Regions from separate parts of the Homo sapiens genome. Here regions 2 and 3 are each linked to region 1. A link is an interaction called in ENCODE POLR2A ChIA-PET data of the cell type or tissue named here. Cell type or tissue: HepG2. All regions are shown on one strand. Links, peaks and the distances in the headings refer to the core of each region. The heading gives the core; the rest is flanking DNA.

Region 1 (5,544 bases), core at 291-5,290:
TACAAAATGAATGTCATCTCCTCTATGTAGTCACCTTGGGAGACCTCAGACTAGTTTCAATGACATTTCCCTTTGCTCAGAACAATTTTAGGACCTCTCTTTTGGAACTGTCTTTAAGCTATTTCATCTTATTTTATTTTATTTTATTTTTATTTCATCTTATTTTAAACAAATATCTCAAAAGATAGCCAAACTTTGCCCCTTAAAGTTGGATTTGTCTAATCAATAATTAAAAACAACCTACCGTAGGAGATGGGGCCCTGGGGGCATCAAGGAGAAAGAAGTAGACAGGACAGTAGATTGGGGGATGCACTGTGACACTTTATATTAGGGGTAATATTCAACACATTCAACAATAGCTAAGGCTGAACACCGAGCAGTCAGAACTGGTGGTATTGGAGCAGGGACCTGGAGGACCTTAACCCAGATCCATGTATTAACTCTACAGTAGCTGGATTACGAGGTGTTTGAAATGTTCTAGGTGGTCCCATAGGGAAAAATGTAGGAGTGGGGATGAGTGGACACATTGGGGTTTCTGAGCTGTGGCATTTACCAACCAATAAAGGAGAATATGGGTTTTTAATATCCACTGAATATTGGTCCTTTCAAAAAGTAAAGTGGTCATTGCTGTTTCTGTGTGGCTCGTGCATTGATTCTGAAGGCATTGCCCAAGAGTTGTTTGAAAGTGTCGAGCAACAGCAGCAATATTGGAATTAATGTGCAGGATCCCAGGATAACTATTTTGGAGAGTACTATTTAGCTAAATATTTATTCTCTAAACTCATTAGAAACAGGCTCTATTCCTTTTTCGTTTTCCTGCACTAGCACCAAACACAACACTTAGCACATAGTTGCTAAATAAATAGTTGTTGAGTGAATGGCATATTTGTTAAAGAAAAATAACTTCAAAGTGAAATCTCATAAAGCTTTTAAAATTATTTTTATTTTTTATTATAGTAGGAAAATAATTCATTTTATTGCAGATAATTCTAAACATCTCTTTGAATAGACTAATTCACCAACATTTATTCCTGACTCAAAAATACTTTGGATATCTGCCTACTTTTCTCTGGAAAGCAGTCCTTTTCAATGCTCTTTTATTATTACATGACTTGAAAAGCCACACGTAGATGTGAATCTGTGTTTAACTCCTTTAAATTCCTATTATTTCTAGCCAAAAAGAACCTTCCTTTATAGTTTTATAGTAGATCAGACTTAAGCTGGGGATAACATACTGTGGCTGCTGGCCAACATTTATTAGGCTAAGGGTGTCTAGTGCTGTGCTAAGCATTTAATATGTCATTTACTTCTCCTAACAACCCCTTTACAGTAAGGAAACTAAGCCACAGAGGAACTAAGCAATTTCCCCATATTATACAGCTAGTAAGTGAGGAAGACATGTTTTGAATGCAGGCAATTAGATTCCAGAGTTGAGCATCCTTGATCAACACAGTATAAGAAGAAGCAGGAGCTTATTTGTGTTCAATTAACAGGTAAGAATTAAAGGATATCCTGTATCTAAAAAGTACCTTAGAGCTCCCATTACACTCATTATCTGTTTATTGAACACATATGATGTTCCAGGTACTGTTCTAGGTTCTGGGAAGGCAAGTAAGGGACACAGTCTCTTTCCGGTTGGCAGATATAGCATCTAGAAACTTACTCTAGTGTTCTAGGGCAACTTTTTCCACTACTCCAAATGGGGGAAAACTGACTAGCCCTTTTTCGGTTTGAATTCTGGATTCTGAGCAATCATCATCTTAAATGAATTTCAAAATAGACATATCTATAGAGAGGAGGACATCTACTGCTTTCTTCCTTCTGGATTCCCCTGGGGCAATATTTGATCTCCTTTGACATCCTATCCTTATAAGGATAATAATAGAGAAAGGAGAAGGTGGAAGATGGGAGTGAAGCACATGGGTGATTTGGGGTACAGGTATCATGCAAACTTCCCATTCACACGGGCAGCTTTGTCCTGTTACTGCAGGGTTACCTCTGAGAAAGCTGGTGTTCAGCGCCGATGCCCCCAGACTAGCTGTTTTATCTACAAATATGTTTTAGAAGGCATTTCCAGTTATAGAGTGGCCTTATTTATTATCATATTCAAGAACAATAGTAACAGTAACTGAACTTTGTACCTTTCTAGACTAAGTTGTACTTTAAAGGGAGGTTAATAAGTAACCAAAGAGAAGGCTACCGGAGAACTAAAGCTGGAATAGTAAACTGTACTAAATGCTCAAACAAGCTGAGAGAGAAAAATATTTTCACCATAAAATTATTGACATATGTTGAAAGGTTGGTCTGCTGTAGGTGGAGTTAGTGACCCCATCCCATCCCTGCTCTGCTAAGATTTCAAGGTAAAATAAGAGTTTTCTAACAACAACAAAATACAGTTATTTCCTCTTTTCTCTGAAAACCAAAACTCTGAATATTCAAAGTCATCCTAATGTTCTCAATTACTTATTTTTAAATTTATTTTCTTATTGTGTAATATGTGGCCTTAAATTTTTTTTTCTGGAACAAAATTCATTATGTATTTTAAATAGAAGCAAACAGACCAAAAAAATAGGTACATCAAGAATTGGGAGAGTCCTCTGTAAAGATTTGGTCTATGTAAACCTACAACTTCCTTTGGGAGAAATCATATTTAAGCTGTGTTCGGTCACTTTCACTTTAGTGTGAAGGAATATTTGAATCTTTCTGAAGAACAGATTTTTACTAGAAGACAGAAAGTAATATTTCTCATCCTTTTTTGAGAAGTAAATGTTTCCAGTCCTTTCCTTTGTTCTTTTTTCTTGTTCTTGGCCCAAGAACAGGACTGCTTTAACTTAAACAATGAACACCAAAGCCTTTCTTTCTCAAAAATAAAATGATGAGATATATCCATCTTCTATCTTGTGAGAGAGAAATCATACTTAAATCTCAAATTTAAAGAGAATCTCTCCTACACACTTTTATTATACTCAAGGGAAAATAATCAAGTTGACCAGCCTATAGTCACATAACCCATGAGAATAATGTCAAAGGGTTTTTATCAAAGAGATTATAGAAAACCAGTCCCTTTGGCTCATGGAGTATGTCTGGTTTTTCTTTAAACCTTCACCTCTTCTGTGTTTAAGTCATAAGACCAGTAAGACATGATGCTCAGAGCTTACTATTTTAAGTCTAGGAATGATATGGAACATGAAAAATGGACATGACAGCACACAATTGTGCTTTGGGGAAACCATGATGTAATATCCTGAAAAACAAATTCAAGTCATAAAAATGTAGTTTACTGACCCCTGGAGAGAACTGTATCCACAGGTCCGGGAATGATGTCTTGTCAAACACCCTCACTCCACGTCTGAGCCCTTTTGCTCCATGTGGTTTTTCCCTCAGGGATCATTATTGGGCTTCATAATGATTAGTTTGTGTATGAAAAAGGAAAGTTCAAGACTATAATTTCATACATACTTAGAAAAAAATCATATAAAGAAAATTCAGTAGTGAGACAAGTAATCTCCTGGAGCCTGCTGTGACCAAGAGGATACCTATGAGAAGGACAGGCTGATAAATGAATGTGCCCAGCACACAAGGAGGAGGAGAGCCATGTGGAGGAAAGCCTTGTGTCCCCACAGCTTGGGGAGCGCTGCTTTCCTGGTCCCCACTTCAGAAACAATGTAAGTATCCACAGAGAAGCAGAGAGCAGCTATTAAAGCAAATAAGTATGAGACAGCCTAAGTCAGAAATTCACTGACAAAGGGAGGGGCAAAGGGAAAGGGCATATTTCTTTTAATTTTTGCAACTATTCACTTATAGAGATACTTATCAAAAACAGCCTAAGTGAGAGGTACACTAAATGAAGTCCAGAGGTAAAACCAGATTGAGCATGGAGGGGATAGAGACAGGAGGAGGGCCTGGGAGGCAGGATGTGTGACCAGTCTCTCATCAGCCCATCTCTGCAAAGGCCGCCTTCTCTACAGATTGCCAAGTCATCTCACCTGGAGAGGCAGCATCGCCTAGAGAAGGGAAAAACCTGTCTAATTTCTAGGTTGGGCCAGCGTGGTGATTCACACCTATAATCACAACACATTGGGAGGCCAAGGCAGGCTGATAGCTCAAGCTCAGGAGTTTTGACACTATATTGCCTGGGCAATATAGTGAGACCCCATCTCTACAAAAAATACAAAAATTAGCCAAGTGTGGTGGTGCACACCTGTGGTCCCAGCTACTTGAGAGGCTGAGATGGGAGGATCACTTGAGCCCAGAAGGTTAAGGCTGCAGTGAGCCATGATCCTGCCATTGTACTCCAGCCTGGGTGACAAAGCAAGACTGTCACACACACACAAAAAAATGTCTAGGTTGGCCCCTCACCTGGAGCCAATTACTTAATGTCCCTGTGCCTCAGTTTTCTCATTTGTGAAGGGGGTAGCAATAGGACATGCCTCAGTTTGAAGATACCTACAACAATGCTTGGCACATAGCAATGGCTCACTAAATGTTAGGTTTTATTATATTCTTGTCAACAGTCATGTCAACATACGACTTCCCTTTTAAAAAAAGAAGTGTTGAAAATCTGTCCAGCCCCTTCCAGCTGTACTTAAGGTTTAATGAAAAGGAGAATGACTTCCCCACTTTCCCTTCCTTGGGTAAAATAACTTGAGGAGTTTTCTACAGTTTTTAAAATTTGTATTCATCTCTGTATTCCTCTACAACAAAAATAAACCCCTCAGAAAAGCAGCATGAAAACTGACATCTGCGTGTTTTTCAGAGTAGACAGCTGAGTAGGGGAGAAGTTGGGAGACTGTGTTCCACTTGGGACAGAAAATTAAGCAGGAGAAACTGGGAAAGAGAAGGCTGTGGGAAAAAATAAGGGAATGGCAGAAACAAGCAAGGGTTGCTCTCTGGATTTGAACTGGGACAGATGCCTTTAGCCTGATAAAAAGTAAGTTGCCCTGACCTATCACCTAACCCGGTGGTTCTGAGCTCAAGGAGGCAGTGGCCTAACAGCAGGGAGAAATGAAACTAATGAAAGTGCTGAACATGTGAACATAAAGGCCAAAAAATACAAGTTCAAGAATCATTTTGTAAGAGTCATAGTTGTGGCCTTCTTAATTGAGAATGTCTGTTAAAAGAGGCATATTCATGATTTTCATATCATTCCTTCAGTCAAAAGCATTACTCTAATAAGCAGTCATCATCCCTAGACTGAACTAATGTAACAGTCTGCTAGCTGCTCTTCCTCACTCCACTCTTAGCTGACCATGCTCGATTCTCTAAACAGAGCCTGAGTTATTTTTATAAGATAAAAAGGTATTTCACTCCCTGATTAGATATATCACATTTAGAAGAAATTCAAATTTCTACCGTGACCTGCAGGACCCTGCGTTATCTGGCCCTTGCCTTCTTTTTGACCTCATCTTGTATCCCCACTTTTTTATTGTAACGGTGCTTCACTGTTCTTTCATTCCCCAGCTGGTTCCTGCCTCAGGGCCTTTGCACTGGCTATTTCTTCCTCACAGCTGCTCACAGTGCTCAAGTCCTGGCTCAAGTATTACT
Region 2 (5,544 bases), core at 210-5,209, 320 kb after region 1:
TCCTTTATAGCAATGCAAATGGACTAAGACACTGACTTGACTTTGCGAGTCCTTTTGCCACGTGTTTTTATTGACATTTATTTTATGCCTAGCATTTGTGTAATTTTCCAAGTGCTTCCAAGAACTAGCAGAGCCCAATGCTGTTGATGGGCTCTGCTAGTTCTCCAGTTACAGGAATCCCAACCCTTCACATTGTAGATGGTGAAATGAAGACGTCTAAGTGACAGCACGTGGGAAGGCAGGATGGGACCCCAGGAGCTTACACACTCTTCCTAGGTGGTGCCGAGAACAGCCCAGCAGCCACTTCCAAAAAATGATACGAAGACAAGGAGTGGTAAAGTGCCAGGCAAGCTGTGCCAGAGCACAAGCAGCGGGCACAGGGCTTCAGAGCAAGGAGTCTTGCCAGACAGCCTGGCTTAGAGTCCTGTTGTGCCACTCACAAGCCACAGACTGTGGGCATGTTTATAAAGCCCCAGATCCTCTGTTTCCCATCATGAACAGGATAGTACCTGCCTTGGAGGTTGCTGGGCTGACACATACGTAGAGAGGTGTCTGGCACCTCATAAGTTTACTATATGTATTTTTATTGGATACTTTAAAATTATTTCTTTCCATCTTTTATTCAGAGGTGGAAAGTTCTGTAGCAATATATGTAGCAAAGCAACCAGTCAGAGCTGAACAACCCTATTAGGTTAATTTAGATTTTTGCATAAGAGTGATTGATTGAGCTCCCCGGTAAATGGACACAGCCCAGAACATTTTAAAAGCTCTGCTATTGATTTCTCTATCAAAAATCAGATTTCTCTATGAAATACTTTTTTTTTCCTGTGAATCTTTTTTTTTTTTTTTTTTTAAGAGGGAGTCTCGTTCTGTTGCCCAGGCTGGAGTGCAGTGGCACGATCTCAGCTCCCTGCAACCTCCGCCTCCCGGGTTCATGCGATTCTCCTGCCTCAGCCTCCTGAGTAGCTGGGATTACAGGCACACATCACCATACCCGGCTAATTTTTTGTGTTTTTAGTAGAGACGGGGTTTCACTATGTTGGCCACACTGGTCTTGAACTCCTGACCTCGTGATCTGCCCACCTTGGCCTCCCAAAGTGCTGGGATTAGCAGCACTGGCATGAGCCACCACGCCCGGCCCTCTGTGAATCTTTTCAAGTCCCACATTAGCTTCTCTTGGCATCTTGGCTACCAGTAACTTAGACACAGTGCTGATGCATTTGTTCTCAACTTGAGCTGAACTTTGAATATTCTCTCTATTCTCTTTTCCAGTTGTCTTTATAGAGGACAGTTTTTAAAAGAGCGTTTTTGTCTGGAAGCCTAAGTGCTTCTTGCCACCTAGTTACTAGAGGGGGTTGTTCGTTACAGGTAAGATGCTTTGGATAAAAGGCTGCTGTGAAAATCACTCTTTCTTACACCTGTAAGTTTTTCCTTCTCCTCCCAAGGATAGAGTTCATTTAAATCAGCCTTGTCAAAGGAGTGCCAGGAGGGTCTCTAGGGGTCTCGTGGCCACCTGAGCTTCAGAACTCTGCAGCTGAGAACAGCTGTAAGGGGACACTAGGGACCGTCAGCAAAGCCACCTTTTTCTCCACCCTCCTCCTTCCCTCCTCTTTCTCTGCCCCTGTTGACAAATCTTTATTGCTGTGGTAGCCAATTATCATCCACCCCTCCCTTCCTTAACTCACCCTCCCCACCTGCTCCTCCCTTCTCTTCACTCCCTCCTCTTGACTGAGTGAATGACCCTGGCTCCCCTCTTCTGTTAGCATGCACATCTTACCATTTTCCCCTTGTCTTTGGTTAAAAATGACCTGACATATAGATGGTGACAAGGCCAGGTCAGAAATAGGGACCTAAAAGCATGAAAAATTGGGGAGGATAGAAAATGCTTTGTGGTATTGGGGGAAAGAACGGAACATGGAGTTCTCTACCCTGGGCCTGAGTTCCAGTTGTGACATTCACCTACCTTTGACCCAGGGCAATTTGCCTAAACCCCTAGATCTTCTTTCTTTCATCCCTGGTAATGTAGGATAATGCCTGTGAAGTTTAAACACTGTCACATTGACCATGAGGGACAATCATAAAGCAACAGCGATTGTCATGTGTGTCCCTACAAATCCACTTTTTGGGGGCTGTTTGCCTTCAGAGATGAAATTTCTGGCGGTTCCCAGAATTCCTCAGAGACAGCTACTTTTAAATAAGTCCTGTATTCACTTTTAGCAAGGGCCTCATTTCAGTAACTCACAAGTCCAGTCATGTAACAGCCACAGTTCTGAAATACATTTAGAACTGAATATTCTCCCCTCGTCCAGCTTAGGCCTGCTTTAGTCTGGAAGCCAAGTGCTTTTTGCCATCCTCCCCACTCCTCCCACCACCCAGCATTTCCCAGGATGAAAGGGTGGGAAGGTAGGGAGGAGAGACAAGGAGCATGAGAGGGCTGATTGAATGACAGCTTTGAAGTCCTTGGCCTTGGTTTCCTTTGGGCATTGTCAAAGCCCACCCTGGTTGCCTCGGACTCCTCTGACCTCTCCTATGGCTGGCCCTTGCAGTGGCCTTCAGCATCTGCCTCCAATAGCATACTGCCGTCACTTCAGGCAAGAAGCTAGTAAGCTTACTGCCCATTTAAAAATGATCATACCAACATGCCAACTCGAGGTGTCCCATCTGGTCGCTCACCCACACTCCCACCCCAGTCATAGACCAATCAGCACTTTTGGGCTGGTATCCGTGAGTGTAGTGACTTCCAAATGCATCCTTGACTCTGCTAGACCTTTATTTTCAGGCACAAGTCACATACCAGCCCTGTGTGTCCCCCAAGCTTGAGGTGTCACAAATTACTTTTTCTAAGTACTCTTTATGAAGCTGTTCTCTTTAGCCTTGTGGCAAGAGGGAAGCTCACTGCCAACCCTCTATAGAAACCCTGATTTCTAACATGAGCTGACTTTTCTACTTCCACCCCTTACATCAGTGAGGAGCCAGAAGTGAAGGGAGAAAAACTGGCTTTTTTTTTTTACTACTCCTCTCTGTGAGTCCTGCAATATAGGGTTCAGAATCTGAGTTACACTACAGTGTGGAAGTTGTGGATGTAGATGGCACATCTTGTGACTTCAACCAAAGCTGTCAGCAAGTCCTGCATGAAACCCTCTTATATATATTTGTGAGTTCCTCAGTCATAGAAGCCATGCATATTTGTTCTGCAAATATTTACATAGACTTTGTGCTAGGTGGTGGGAATACACCATTGAACAAGAGAAATGCAAATGACACAACTTGATTCCAGTTGTGGTAAATGCTCCAAAATAAAAGGTTGGCTGTGAGAATTAATAATAAGGGGACGTGGCACAGTGAGGCAGTGGGGTCAGGCTTCCCCAAGAGGTGGCTAAAGCTAATATTTGTTGAGGGGAGAGCTCCATAAAGAGCATGGTAGACAGGCCCCAAGGTAAGACGGACTTTAGGCTCACTGAATGTATGTGTATCCAAATCACTTCTCATTAACAAAAGCTATTTAGGGCCTTGCTTTTTTGTTGCTGAACTTGTTCCTTCAATGGCTTGTTTGCCTTTACTACCCATTGCTGGGGAGATGAAGCCCAGACATGATTCCCTCCTCAGGTCTAGGCATGTCAGTTAGTGCCTTATCAGTGGTGTTTTGGTATTTGAGGTTCTTATCTGTGAGCGTCTCTTGTTGCTAATTAGTTCTGAGGAAAGTTTCCAAAACAGAGAGATTGCATTTTAGTGGCCAGTGGACCTCAAACTGGCCCACGGGATTTCACATGGGAAAGTTTGAGCTGGGGAGGAACCATGACTGCCTTCCCCAGCGCCCTCCGTCTTCCTGGAGGCCAGAGGCTGGTGCACAGTGAGTGCAGAGAGCCGAGACTGGCTGGCCCCTCCCTTGTGGAGGTTTCTGGGGTTATAGCCCCATCACTGTGGGGCTCTCAGAGGCCGTTCCTCTGAGAAGAAGAGAAATAACATCTGCACTATTAAAATTGCCCATGAGCTCTGTCTGTTGTCAGCAGCAGGCGAACCATGTGTGTGGTGTGGCTCTAACGAGGTTATTGGTGGGCAAGCAGGAAACTGAAACAAGGGGGCTGGGAGAAAGATGCCCGAGGGTCAGAGAAACTGAAAAGAAGCCCTTTTGGGAATGAAAAATGAGCAAAAGTAAGGAAGCGCAGTAAGTATTTTCTTACCAGACCACTTGACAATCAATGCTTTATGCCTTTTTTTTTTTTTTTTTTTTTTTCCCGAGACGGAGTCTCGCTCTGTCTCTCCCAGGCTGGAGTGTAATGGCGCGATCTCCGCTCACTGCAAGCTCCGCCTTCCGGGTTCACGCCGTTCTCCTGCCTCAGCCTCCCGAGTAGCTGGGACTACAGGCGCCCGCAACCACGCTCGGCTAATTTTTTGTATTTTTAGTAGAGACGGGGTTTCACCGTGTTAGCCAGGATGGTCTCGATTTCCTGACCTTGTGATCCGCCCACCTCGGCCTCCCACAGTGCTGGGATTACAGGCGTGAGCCACCGCGCCCGGCCTCTTTATGCCTTTTACAGATGTTTCCAGGCTTTCTCAATGGGCCCTTCTTTTAAACTATTTTTAGCATGAGGTGGGATAAACCACCAAGAAGAAACAGGCCAGGAAAGGTCCATCGGTATCAGCGCTAGCCAAGAATGCAGGTCGTGGCCGGGCGTGGAAGCTTAGGCCTGTAATCCCAGCAGTTTGGGAGGCCAAGGCGGGCGGATTGCCTGAGGTCAGGAGTTCGAGACCAGCCTGGCCAAGCTGGTGAAACCCTCTCTCTACTAAAAATACAAAAATGAGCCGGGCATGGTAGCGGGCGCTTGTGATCTTAGCTACTCAGGAGGCTAGGGCAGGAGAATCACTTCATCTCGGGAGGCGGAGGATGCAGTGAGCCAAGATCACGCCATTGCACTCCAGCCTGGGTGACAGAGTGAGACGGTGTCTCAAAAAAAAAAACAAAAAACAACACAGGTCTTATCTCCCCCACTGTACCCACCTCCTGTCAGCCTGCCTTAAGAGCTCATCCTCTCAGGCTTGGTGCTGAGCCCCAAAATTGGCCTGGTAACTGGAGGGACCCAGTAAGGTCTCCTCACAGCCCAGTCATGTTCTGCCTCCTTGAAAGTTTTTCTCCCAAGAGTACTGATGTAAACCCCTTTTTACAGGAGGTAACATTTCCATTGCCCTGCTCTGCTCTGGGCCAGGCATTCCTCACTGCCTCGGCTTCTTCAACCAGGTAAACACCTCAATCTGCTATGAAAATGCCTCCCTTCCTGCTAACATTACCCTTGAGTTGAGGCCATTCCACAGATAACTTGACAGCCCTCAGGGCCCCCACCCACTATTGTAACCACCCCTCCTCCTGTATTCTGCCTGGAGGTGGGATGCAATGCATCATGGCCAGACTCAGTTTCCACCTATTGGTGCAACGTATGGTAATTGCTGTTTGCATTCAGCTCAGAACAAAAGGAAATCTGTTCTACACCCTTGTTCTGATCTGTACTCACACTGATAAGGATAGCCTAACAACAGCCATGCTTACCC
Region 3 (5,000 bases), core at 1-5,000, 270 kb after region 1:
TGGTTACCCATGAAGGGAAAGGCAGGCAGAGGGAAAAGGAGAGGAGTATGGATGGATGTGTTATTGCTCACATTCTAGTTCTTGAGTTTACAGGTTCTTATTATGACATTGAACTTCATAACTATCAAGCTATACTTATTTTGCAGAAACAAATATGTTAAAGTTGTTCTCATTATCATTAAAGATAATTTGTCATCTTTATGGGTTAAATAAGAAAAACCAGAACATGTTTCAATAGATGCCAAAAAGGCATTTTAAATCTGTATTTCCTAATTGTTCGAGAAACATAAAAGAAATTTTTGGAGATGCCAAGTTCAAATATGACAAGACTCTAAGGAGAAAAACTGGATATTAAAGGTTTAAAAAAACAAGTTGACAAGGAGAACAGAGAAGGCAGGTCTTGTTATCTAGAGCTAGACACCAGCTAATATCTTGGTAGTCAACTACTTGATAGAGTTGCTTTGTCATCTATCAGTGGAGAAAGAAAGTTTTCTCTCTGTCTGTGATCTCTCTCTCTCCAGTGGAAAGAAGGTGCAGGCAGAGTTGCTGGTGTTATCAAGGGTGTGGGAGTGGAGGTTACTTTCCTTTCTGAGTTAACACTTGATGTTTTGGAGCAGTGGCATTGTAAAGTGTCCTAGGAAAAAGTCCAGTCTAGAAAGGACAGATTAGGGGAATGAAAAGCAGCAGTTGGTTGAATTTTAAAAGATGAGGTTCTTAGGGGGCTTAGGGTAATAAAACTCAGAATGCAATAGCCAAGTGATTAAAGAACTAAATTGGGCCCACATCAGTAGAGGGTTGGTACCTAAGCAGCCATAGGAAAAGGGCAGTTCTTTATAATACATGAAAAGCCTAGGGTTTAATAACCACTTAGTAAGGTATGTTATGGATATCTTATTTTAGAGTAAGAATATAAGGCATAGCCATATTTATGAAGGTAGTAATACTCTACTAATCAATACTTAGAAGTTTTTGTTATGACTAATCTGAATGCTTTTTAGTTTTTCCTTAATCTAGTTATGTTGGTAATTTATAAGTCAGTTTTCAGATTAGGAAAGAAGGTATTTGAGGGTGTTCCATTTCCACTGAATAGTAAGATGATGCTTACTTAGATTTCCACAGCTGTTTGAAAGCTCTGTATTTGGCTATAACGGAAAACTTTGTTAGGGATGCTTGATGTTTTGTGTTTTGTTTCTAAAGGAAGACAGTGTTTTGTTCCTTCTTTAGAAAACTTGAAGAATAGAATAATGAGTCCAGGATTAATTTGGGATAAAGTCTTTTACTTCATAAATTCTGATTCTGTAAAAAAAAAAAAATCTCTAACCTCTTTCAAGAATATTTAAGGTAATTGGTCAAAGGGCAAGTATCAGTGATAACCTAAAATCTAGTTATTATTTTTATGCAGCCTTTATTGTTTTTCTGATTGAAAAACAAAGTGAATAAACATTTGTAAAGTGTATAAAATACACATAAGAATAAAGATGAGTAATAAAAGGGTCCCTAATAGTGAAAAACAGTTTTATTCAATTTCTTTCTAGTCTTTTCTTCTTGCTCACACTTACATTTTTAAAATTGCAGGCTTAATGTGTTTATTGCTTTTTTATATTCTTTTTTCATTTAGCATGTATCATGAGCATTTTCCTATGTTATTAAATAATAAAAGTTGCTTTTAAATAGCTACCTAACATTTCATTTTATGGATGCACTATCATTTAGCCATTCTCCTATTACATGTATGGTTTCTGTATAACAATAATGGTATGATTAAAATCCGTGTGCATAAATTATTATTGCTATCTTTATTTCCTCAGGATAGATTCCTAGATATGGCATTTATTAGGTCAGAATACTTTTAAAGTTTTCAATAACTGTCACCAAATCATTTATCCCATCTGAATCCCCCACCCCCAGAAAGCTGCTGCTGCCTTATATTCCCACAGCTGTTCGAAAGTGCCAGTCACAAGGGGTTTTCCCCAGCCAATATTGGATACATGTTTTTTGAATTTCAAAATTAATCATTTGATAATGTCTAAAAACTGTTTGACAGCGTGATTTGTTTGATTATAATCTGACATGAGTAAAATACTGCAATGTTTTAAGATAGCGTAAAGTAACATCCAGTGCCTTGTTGTCTCCATCTGGTATTGCTAGGAGTGGTTTTGAGTTTTTCATTCCTTTATACTATTCATGCTTTCTCCCAATATGGTGGGGAGAGTTTTTATTTTAGTAGTTCATGGACTCCCTTTGACAAAATTACTCTATTTCTCTAACTTTTAAAAATAATTATTCTATTTATATAACTTTTTACATACTGTATTTTGCTATTTTGACATTTTTCTTTACCATTGTTTGTGGTCATAATCATTTAGTGCTTTTGAATTTCTACCTTCATCTTTAGATGCCTGTCTTCTTTAAAAGAACATTGCAAACGTCTCACAAAGCCTAGCGGTATGGATCTCTTTTTTTCATGGAGCAATGCTGTGAGTTATTGGCCAGGGGATAAAATGTTTTACTACTTTATATAGTTTCATTATTTTAGAGGGACTCTGTGGTATGTGGTTCTACCTCCTAGCAGAATTAAATAACTATCTAAAAGATAAGCAAAAGTTTTGTAATATCAGTTATTCAAATATAGTAATTACCTTAATTACCCATATGTAAACCTTTGCCCTTTTTTGCCAAAGTGTCTCTTTCTCTATGTGAAGGCATAGATTTGATGGCTTTGCCAATGGCCTAACCATCCTTAGAAATCTTTTTAGTCCTATATTTCTTGCAATTATAAATCAGTCTGTCTAAGAAACTTGACAGGCCCTCTTATTTACATCAGACATGCCAACCTCTTAGAAATCAGAACTGTAGTCTCTAATTTAGCTCTTGATGTGTTGTGCATATCAATAGCTTTATACATGTGAAATTAGAAATAGTTTTATTTTCTTTATAGGCTTGAAGAAAATTAACAAACAAATTTGACTTATGAAAACTGAATAGAAATAAATTTTATGGAGTAAACCAGACTCTGCCTCAGGAATGCATTTTCAGAGTAGATGTTCGGAAACAGATTTATAAAAATTAAAATACTATATGTTTGGTTCATTTTTAGGGCTACCTATAGCTTGATACAAAAAAAAAAAAACACCCCCACAGACTTTAAAATACTGTTTGTATTTATGAAGATTGAATGCTTTAGAGTCATAAAGTTGTGATTCCCATGAGAACCCTTAATTCTATTTTCTTTGTTTCTTTGTTGTGCTGTAGCTAGTATCTGGGACTCTGGGAATCTGAAAGCAGTATTTTTTTTTTTTTTTTTTTTTTTTTATGGATAGGGCACTTGGGAAGCAGTGTTTGCTACCCTTCTAGAGGAGCAGCAGGCATCTGTAATTTTTCAGCCTTCCATGGACACCTGTTTTAGCTGATTCATTCTCATACCTTATCTTTCTGTATTTTGAGTTTGAGACAGTTGGAAATATTGCTAGTTGTTTTCATTATTTGTTTATTTTTCCAGATACCTTATTTGGTTTCCATTTACACTAACACTTAAGCTTTGACCCAGAAGACTTGTAGCCCCTTATTTTTCTCTAAATTATGAAGATTCAGAATGAGTATAGTTAACTTTTGATTATCCGAAGAGCTTGTTACCAGAAATTACTTCAAAAATAAAACATCTCATTATAGTAAGGAAGGCATGTGTGTGTTAGAATCAAACAGGTCAGAATTGGAGTGGGAGCTCCCCAATATTGTCTTTGTATTATCAAAGCAAACATTTTTTGGCACTTACTGTGTACCGGGCCTTGTGCCAAACACCTTAGATGGGTTATCTCTGAACTTCACATCAGTCATATGAGGTGGGTAATATCATTATCTACATTTTACAAGTATGGAAACTGGGGATTACTGAGGTTATTTGCCCAAGGTAACACAGATGGTAGATTCTGGAGCCAGAGTTGGAAACTGGGTAGTTTGCTCCAGACCCAATGATCTAGCATCCTAGATGTGGTCCATTAGGGCTCTCTCTTTTCATCCGTTTGTAAAAGAGAAGTTTTCACTTTCTTCTCAAACCATTGAGAAACAACTTGGAACTGGAAGTGCAAAGGGAGAATTCTAAAGAAAGCGTTTTAAAAAGGAGAAAGAACAAGAAAGCAGGACACCATTTCCTACCTTTGGTATTCTCCAAATAGTTGGCACCAATTCTCATAAAAAAAAAATGGCACAAAATGGTGCATATTTTTACACACACACTTTTGTAATGTTCATTTAAGATTTGACTACAATTTAATTAATTAAAATGATATACCCCAAATATTGTATGTCTTATTGCTGTTTCTCCTTGTTTAGCATAGACTGTGGTCTTGTGCCTTTGGTCCCCAGGGAGGACTTACCACAGTGGCTGCCTCAGCAATTCCAGTCTCTCATCATTCCTTCCTTAACTAGAGCATTTCTGAGTCTGTTTGTAATACATAAAATAAGTTCCCCGTAAGACTTACTTTGAAAAAAGCATTCGGTAACTTTACCCAAGAAAAGGCTCAAAAACAATTGATATTGAAAGCAGAGAATTAAGAGTTAAATATACTTCTAAATCTATATGGAAATATTCTGCAGACTTAACTATTGTTTGTCTTATTGGACTTACAAGTTTTCTTGGTGACATTGATTAGGTTGGGGTGAAACCATGTATTTTACAAAATCTGGGGCTTGGGCTTTTTGAGACTTCTGTTAACCTTGAGGACTTGCAGGTGTCAAATACCAGTCTCTCCCTAGATTTACACAACTGCTGCTGACTGCAGTCATGAATTCTAAGCCCACTTACATTTGCCAGCAGTTCTTCCTGGCATAATGCAAAAGAACGTTGCTCAAGGCTCCAGGGTACAAGGAGAGGAGATTGGCAATGAATTGGAAGTTGCGATTCATATTTAAGATTTTTTTTCCTTGTAGAATTCAGGTTTGGGCTTTGTTTCTGAGAAACCATTTTTTAAAACAAAATTCTGCTTCCTATTTGACAAGAAGAA

Evidence for each region. ChIA-PET counts read pairs that join two places held together with the same protein. Peaks named below come from ENCODE experiments on the same cell type or tissue, not always from the same donor. Only the 100,000 strongest peaks of a DNase experiment are listed, where the experiment ranks them.
Region 2: POLR2A ChIA-PET joins it to region 1 with 5 read pairs; 2 of 35 experiments call an interaction of 5 or more read pairs at or near these places.
Region 3: POLR2A ChIA-PET joins it to region 1 with 5 read pairs; 2 of 35 experiments call an interaction of 5 or more read pairs at or near these places.

What each region holds. Positions count from the first base shown.
Region 1 is chr5:96,196,559-96,202,102 of GRCh38, reverse strand. The region is part of intron 1 of LOC101929710 (a long non-coding RNA gene); the gene reads right to left. It also overlaps a transcript of CAST not described here. Among named protein-coding and RNA genes, the nearest start is that of MIR583, 120 kb to the right of the region's middle. In HepG2, for the core only: no CTCF peak of the experiment used is centred there; a DNase peak (open chromatin) is centred at 2,192; H3K4me3 peaks cover 830 bases.
Region 2 is chr5:95,876,819-95,882,362 of GRCh38, reverse strand. LOC105379091 (a long non-coding RNA gene) reads right to left here. Exons shown (of 3, transcript XR_001742813.2): 3 at 757-5,544. Among named protein-coding and RNA genes, the nearest start is that of LINC01554, 27 kb to the right of the region's middle. In HepG2, for the core only: no CTCF peak of the experiment used is centred there; DNase peaks (open chromatin) are centred at 3,192 and 3,702; H3K4me3 peaks cover 1,090 bases.
Region 3 is chr5:95,930,109-95,935,108 of GRCh38, reverse strand. The region is part of intron 2 of ELL2 (elongation factor for RNA polymerase II 2); the gene reads left to right. Among named protein-coding and RNA genes, the nearest start is that of ELL2, 29 kb to the left of the region's middle. In HepG2, for the core only: no CTCF peak of the experiment used is centred there; no DNase peak of the experiment used is centred there.